3 separate regions of the Mus musculus genome follow, and all the other regions are linked to region 2. The links are chromatin loops, found by intact Hi-C in ENCODE. Cell type or tissue: left cerebral cortex. All regions are shown on one strand. Region 1 has its middle 50 kb from the start of Asb4. Region 2 holds the start of Pdk4 (pyruvate dehydrogenase kinase, isoenzyme 4). Region 3 has its middle 19 kb from the start of Gm34470.

Region 1 (2,500 bases), 56 kb before region 2:
TTGCAGTGGTCTGAAGGAGAAAAGTCCCCCAATAGACTCATGTGTTTGATTACTTGGTCCTTTGCCTGGTGGTCATGTTTGGGGAGGTTTTGGGACCTTTAGAAGTGGAAGTCTTGCTGAGGATGTACAATACTGGAGGTAGGTTTTAAGGGCTTATAGCCTTACCTCACTTCCTGTTCTCTCTCGCTCACTTGCTCCCCCTCTCCCTCCCTTCCTCCTTTCCTCCTTTCTTCTTTTCTTCTTTTCCCCTCTCCCTCTCTGCTACCTATGAGTAAACAAAGATGGGATCATATTAGCCATCTTCCTACACCTATTGATACACCAAGCCTTTCTACCGTGATGAACCATATCGCCCTAAAATAAGCCCTTTGTTCCTTAAGTTGTTTTTGTCATGGTATTTTATCATAGCAGCAGAAAAATGACAAATACAAGGCTGTGCCAGGTAGGGTTATGTAAGTAGATGCCATGATGCTCACACAGCTGTTACAGTCACTAGAACTTATATCCTTCATTAAGCAGCACAGCTGAATATGCAGCCTATTGGATATTTCTCTAGAAAACTGTGACTTAATACATTAGAAAAATCTGCTCTAAATACTCTTACTTAAGTATTTTGTGGCCATATTTTAATTTTTCACAGATAAAGAGAGTTTAGTGAGCGGAATTATGGTTGTCTGTAGGTGCATAGTTTCTGGGATGACAACTTGGTATCAGAGAACCAATCATGGAACTCATCCTAGAGGAAGACTAACCCACTCCCTGAGAAATCATCAATTGCTTCAGTTCTTCATCTTCGCTTGGAGCTCCATGAGATTTTTCTTATCCGGAATGGCATGTCAACTGGCGCTATCATTGCTGACGTCCTGTTTAGGCAGCTCTACTGCTGAAATCTCATGGGTGTCTTTGTTTCCCTGTCATTTCTAGAAGACACATCTCCTAAAAGATTCCCAGTCCTCTGTCTGTTCCCACCCTTTCAAGTTTACTAGATCTTGGGTGTAGGGGTTGTGCTGTGGATGCAGAGGGTGGATTAGTGTTCCTCAAGGAGGCGCTCCGGGATGGGTTCTCCAATACCAATGGGAGCTGTGGCCCCCAGCTCTTGTTCTAGCATATTGGCTAGTAGTGGCTTACTGTAATGGTCTTTGTGTGCTGCAAAAGAAGAGCTTCTGTGGTGAGGAGCGAGAACTTCACTTCCGTGTGGATGTAAGGCTGAGGACTGAGAATGCAGTCAGAATTATGCTGGCTTAGGAAAACAGCAGGAAAAGGTTCTTATCTAATATCCATAACCTCATTAGCCATGGGCAGTTGACTGTTTATAGTATCAGGAGTTGAGGCCTTCTATTGAGAGGGCCTTGTGTCCCATTCGACAGTGGTTGGTTACCTCCAAGATATACGTAAGTAGCGCTATTGCATCTTTAGGGCTATCTTGCTCTGTCTGTCTTTTTCTATTTTTGTGGTTCATAGGCATTTAATCTGGGGAAGACTATTATTGATTGATTTCCTCTCTTGACAGCTTGCTTGGTACCTTCTGCCACTATGAAAGTTAGCCCTCAAGTAGGATGTGTTTGGACCAGTTCCAGGCTAATTTCCAAGACTTCTATGTTCAAAATACACAGTGTCTTTTTCAGCAGCAGGAACTTACTTTCAACTTCCATAAGAAACTGTCAAAAAAAAAAAAAATCCAAATGCCATCCATTTTCTCTTCCACCATCAGTATCCGAGGTCTCATCGCTGAGCAGTCTCACCCATAGTTAGGGAGGTTAGTTTTCCCACCTTTAACCACGCTGAGCACACTGTGGTTGTCTCTGGAGTTTTAACTTCAGTTTCGCTCAAAGTTAATGATGTCAAATAAATTTGACTTGCTATGATAGTTTATTGTGCTGTCAGCCTTCCTGGGTGAAAAGGCACTTAGAAACTTGGCAAGACAAACTTCTGCGAAGGTCTGTAAAATTCTGTCCAGAGATGACTGCTGTGTGAGGCACCATAGAGCGAGAAGGCCCTCCTCACATGGGAGTGGCACTCTCAAGCAGGCTGGGGCCTCACTGGAACAAAAAGTAGGAGAGAGAAGCCCATTCTCACACAGCAGCGAGGCCTTTCTGAGGGACGATGTTATTTGTTGCTGCCATTGCTAGGGACAGGGGACACTTGATACCAAGTCTTGTGACTGAAGGAATGGTGTGTCGTTTGTCATTGCTGGTTATTTGAAAACGATGAGCATGTGCTCACAGAGGCCTCAGCTAAGTGCTGCTGGCAGAGTCACCATGAAACAGTTCATAAACTGAACCCTTACTTCACGCTTGAGGAGACAAGAACTGCAGAGTTCCACGACTTTTTTTTAAATTTATTTATTTATTATATGTAAGTACACTGTAGCTGTCTTCAGATGCGCCAGAAGAGGGCATCAGATTGTGAACCACCATGTGGTTGCTGGGATTTGAACTCAGGACCTTTGGAAGAGTAGTCAGTGCTCTTAACCGCTGAGCCATCTCTCCAGCCCCAAGTT
Region 2 (2,500 bases):
TATGAACCTGAAAGGGTCTGGGTAGAAGGAGACAGAGGCCTTTCCAGACTAGCAACAAACAATACCACATTGACATCTTGAAATGTTCCATATGCCACCGCGGAAGAAAAGGAGTAACTGTCTTTTTTTTTTTTTTTTTGTAGTAGTAGTAGTAATGTAAATACTTGTAAAACAATAAAGGAGAAATAGTAAAGATGCCTGCTAGGCATGCCAAGAGATCAGCGGGGTGTGTGTGGAGGCGGGGAGTATGAGTTTAAATCTGTATCTATCAATCTAAGGTAAGTTTGTGTTATTAGGAAATTGGGAAGAAAGGAGTTAGTTTAGCTTCTAGTCCATTATTAAAATGGTGGCTGAAAGGATATATATATATATATATATATATATATATATATATATATATATATATATATATACACACTCAAATGATCTAGACAGTGAGAAGAGAAAAGTAGATTCGAAGTTGAGCATCAGTATGGTTACAAGTGACTTAGCCTTTCTGGTACAAACTGTCAGAAAGTAACCAAACTAGGAAAACAGGTGCACAGCCTTTTGAGAATCCCGAGTTCTTCGGTCAAAGAGACCTCAGTCGTCCTAGCCCTGAACTCAGCCCTTCCCATCCTGGGGCCTCCCCAGCCTCAGCGCCACCCTCCTGGGCCCTGCGTCGCCCGCCTCTCACCAAAGTCCAGCAGCTGCTTCATGGACAGCGGGGACGGGCTGTAGCGGGAGAACAGCTCGACCTCCCTGGGGACCAGGCTGGCGCTGCTCAGCGAGCTGGCGCTGCGCATCACGAAGCGGGCTGCCTTCATCCTGACGCCCACCTAGGCTGGCGGTGGTTAGGATCCGTAGGGTTGGCGAGGGCTGCGGGTCAGGAGCGCGGTCGAGAGGGAGCAAGTGCGTTGTGGTCCCAGGGTCCCGGGTGCTCGAGCCTGGGTGAAGGGTTGACACTTGGGTCTTCCCACCACCCGATGTCTTGCCTTTTATCTACCTCCACGCCCTCTCCACAACTCCAGCCAGGAGGAGGCTCTGGGACTCTGAACTTGGGGCCACACCAATCAGCTCAGAGAAAGAACTTTGGGCTCCTCCCTTTGGCCGCGGTCACTAGAAAGGCCTGGCACAGTGATCCCGACACGGTTTCCATGGCCTGCAAGGGGCAAAGGGTGAGAGGGAGGAGGGTTGGGGTGGGATAGGGGGAGCAGCCACAGCAGGCATCCGGGATGACGTGGGCCCCCTTGGGATAGATCCCAGGTCGCTAGGACTTCAGGCCCGCCCAGACTTGTCCTTGTTTACAACTCCAGAGCCATCTCAATGTCACGCATTCCTAGCCAGAAACTGTTTCCAAGAATCTCACCGCGGAGCGTGCATTGGTGTTCGCTCAGAGCGGGACTTTTACAGTAGCCAATCATCTGCTTACTAAAGTATGGGCTTCTTTGCCATTGGACCTCGAAAGCAAGGACCACCCTACAGTTTTATCCACTTTCTTCTTAGCGAACAGCTCAAGTTTAGAAACTGCCTAAATAGGCTTATTATTAATGTGGTGGAAAATCCCAGTTCACTTCTCTCCTGTAACACTTTCTACCTGTTAATTAAATGCAAACTAAAGAGCGATTTGCTGAGGGTTTGGCTGGCCCTGTAGTCCCCCTTCCCTGTCATTCCCCTCTTTCTCTAAGGCCTTCTAGTTTGCTCTTGACCGCCCTCCACTCCCCAGTCTGCTCCAAAAGCTCTTTCTTCATTGCGGCTGCCCTCCTTCCAAAAAGCAGCCTTTGTCACTAGCAGGCACCAGTAGCATATTTTAGTTATTTGGGCTCTTTCATTTCCCAGAGGCTCAGTGCATCCTACCCTACTTTGTTACTGCCCAATATTGACCTCCCTAATGACTGCTGTTGAAACATGCTAGCGGGTCATAACACTCTCATCCTAACCTCTCTCGTCCTCCCGTTCACTCTAAATGGACTGTAGAATGAAGCCAGTGTTTAGGGACGCTGTAACGACTTGGTTGCAAATGCAATGTAATGGGAACTACTAATAGTAATAAACTGCAAGGGCAGTTTGTTATCCAAGGCACCCTTAGCCTTCGACCCTTGCATATGAGGAGACTGGGGTGTTATGAAAGTCATAGATGACGGTGGGTGCACTCTTTGCATTTTCCCCCATGAGAGCTCACCCAGTCACAGGACTGATGTCTGATTTCTGCCTCTAGTTCAAACTCTGCCCCAGATTCCAGTGCTCTGCTGTTTAGTGGACTTGTGCAGGCACAGGTCTAGCATCAAAGTTCCTCCTCTTAAACCTACCACCAATACTGGGGGTCTGCCTAATGTTGTGTCCACTTGTGTGACTTGCTTAGAAATAACACGTTGGCTTTCTGTCCATCCCACCACCTCTGTCTAGTGGTCACATATAAGTTCTAGCATTTATGCCTGCCATTGTGTCCAAGCATTTTGCTCAGACCTATGGGGGAAAAAATCCAATGGAGACCTTCAACAGTCACGGTTTTCTGGTAATG
Region 3 (2,500 bases), 86 kb after region 2:
ATGAGAAGTCCACTAACACCTCTGTTTCAACAAATATCTTCTCTCATTTTGCGTGCTTTCATGTGTGCTTTCTGGTGATACTAACTACGATTTCCAGGAAGGTTTTACTTCCTGTACCAGCCTGTAACCACTGCCAAGAGAAGGGCCAATGTATGAATTATCTTAATACCTTCCCAGTGTCTTGCATGAGGTCTTGCACATGACGAATTCATTCACCTACTCAGTTATTCATAGATATTCTTAGACTGTAAAAAAAAAATAGTTTGCTCCTAATAACCGTGTATTCACTGAGTGAATGAGTTAGAGCAGAGCATCAAGTAAGTGTATTAGGAAATTTTCTTTTGGCTTGATTATTAAAATCCATCCCCACATTTTCTAAATGATGCGAACGTACAGAAGGCGGTGTGTGTGCCCTTCCGGAGATACACTTGCAGGGGTAGCATGTGTTATTCATTACATCACATATAACCTTTTCAGGTTTACAATCAATCTTGCTTGGAAGGCTAGTGTCATTTAAAAAGTACAGCAGCGTGCTGGAAGCAGAGACAATCTGAGCTGGCTACAGACTGTGAATCCAAATACCCTGTTTAAAGGTCCAAACATGAAGAAGGGGGATGTACTAAACACATCATTTTCTGTCCAACTGATTGAAAAGGGATGGTACATTGAAGCTTTGTTGGGTTTCAATGCATTGATTTTTTTCTGCTACCTATTTTTCTTGGGTTTGAAAGGTACTTAAGAGTCTATTTCAAGTTGCCTGCAGACTTCTTTTCTCGTGTTTCTTAAAACTATTTGTGATTAAATCACCCACATTGTCTTCAAGGCTCTAATGACCTTCTTCCGGCTGTACTCTATTTTTTCTTTACAATATTCTGTTTATCACATCTTTATTTTCCACTACACTGCTTGATTTTGGTTTCCCTGTCAGTTTTTCTGCTTTTCTTTTCTTTTTCTTTTCTTTTTTTTGATCCTCTGTTCAGTCTGGTATTCATTGCCCTATGTACTTGTTCGGCCTCTGGGACTTTCAGGGCATCTTCTAGGTCAAATGTTATGCCAGTCAAAGACAAGTTCCTGAATTTAAAGACATCACAGCCTGAAGTGATGATAGAGTACCCCAAGTTATTAATGATAGCATGTGGCATCATGAGCAAGCGTGGATTAATGCCACTCATATTGTGCAGGCATTGCTATTGAAATGCCAAACATTAGTTATGAGATAAGAGTGGTAGCTTAGATGATAGCATGATGAAAGTTAGCCTTTGAGGAAACCATGTGTAAAAAGAGGACTCTTAGGTTGTATTAAAGAGAGAAGCAGAGGTGCAGAGATGTCTGATAGGATGATGGTTGGTGCTTGATGGACAGCAGTGTTTCTGAAAGTGCCATAAATGGTCTGATGACATTGGGTCCATATTCTTGAAGCCTTAAAATTGAACTCCCACAAAATTGAACTGGATTTTCGGGAAATCATTAAAACTGTCTTGGACCAACACTCCTAGATTCAGTTTGTCTCTCCAGAGGTTTAGAAAGTCTTGCATAGAGAGAAGGGGGTTTCAGCTGTCCTGGTTTGATTGACTTACCCAACAAGACTGAAGATGGCATATAAGGACTTCAGTAGCAGAGGTTGTTTTTGTTGCTGTTATGTTACATGGTGTGTGAGTTTCCTACCACAAAAGTTGTCAGCTCTCTACTGGCATGTCCGGGGCAAAGGAGAGAACCCAGTCTGGCTGAGTCTCTTGGGGCTGAGATTCACCAGGCCAGCTGGGAGTCCTCAAAGCAGGAACTCATTTTATTGTATTAGTCTTTTGTTTATATAGGGTTGAGGAAGAAGGTGGGGATTTTTGCTGAGGTGAGATGGCATAGGGGTCAGGGAAGGGTGACAGAAGGTATGGGGTGAGATGACCAGGGGTGTGGGGTTATCTCATGGGGCCTATAAGAAATGGACACATCAGGGGTAGCTAGACAGAGGCAGGCTTAAGCAGGAAGTGCTGAGTCACTCCAGTACGGAAGTGAACAAGACAGGTCTCTAAACTCAAGCAAAGGCTTAGCCTTCCTCACTAGTACTTGGCCTCAGTTTCTGGCCGAATAAGGCCTAACAAGAAATGAATGTCAACATTTTTATGTGCCTAAAGTTTGGAAATCTCTACCCAAACTCCAAACCCTCAGCTCACATGACCACCTCAGCAGTTAAGCTGCTTTTCTTGACTCTCTGACTGCAAAGCCTCTTCCTCCAACAGCCTTCTCAGCATTCAGAAATGAAATAACATGCTCTAAACCACCAAACATCCAAACCATTCTCAAAAGATGTGGCATAAAAAATGCACTCACTTGGGAAAACAAATGTCTGTGGTTTTGTACTTTCTCTTCCTATTTTGTTTTCTATTCTTTTTTATCAACTAATTTTTAATTTTTTTCATTAATTTATTTATTGATTTTACGTTCCAATTACAGCACCCCCCTCCTTCCGGTCTCCTTTACACAGTCCTATTCCCTTCTCCTCTAG

Evidence for each region. Peaks named below come from ENCODE experiments on the same cell type or tissue, not always from the same donor. Only the 100,000 strongest peaks of a DNase experiment are listed, where the experiment ranks them.
Region 1: it touches region 2 in a loop (2.3-fold over the local background); 9 of 42 quality-filtered maps call a loop at or near these places.
Region 3: it touches region 2 in a loop (2.0-fold over the local background); 5 of 42 quality-filtered maps call a loop at or near these places.

What each region holds. Positions count from the first base shown.
Region 1 is chr6:5,439,450-5,441,949 of GRCm38, forward strand. No RefSeq gene overlaps it. Among named protein-coding and RNA genes, the nearest start is that of Asb4, 50 kb to the left of the region's middle. In left cerebral cortex, no CTCF peak of the experiment used is centred here; a DNase peak (open chromatin) is centred at 1,539.
Region 2 is chr6:5,495,357-5,497,856 of GRCm38, forward strand. Pdk4 (pyruvate dehydrogenase kinase, isoenzyme 4) reads right to left here and starts at 922. Exons shown (of 11, transcript NM_013743.2): 1 at 677-922. The coding sequence starts at 806. In left cerebral cortex, no CTCF peak of the experiment used is centred here; a DNase peak (open chromatin) is centred at 1,216; H3K4me3 peaks cover 1,678 bases; H3K27ac peaks cover 1,353 bases.
Region 3 is chr6:5,581,178-5,583,677 of GRCm38, forward strand. No RefSeq gene overlaps it. Among named protein-coding and RNA genes, the nearest start is that of Gm34470, 19 kb to the left of the region's middle. In left cerebral cortex, no CTCF peak of the experiment used is centred here; no DNase peak of the experiment used is centred here.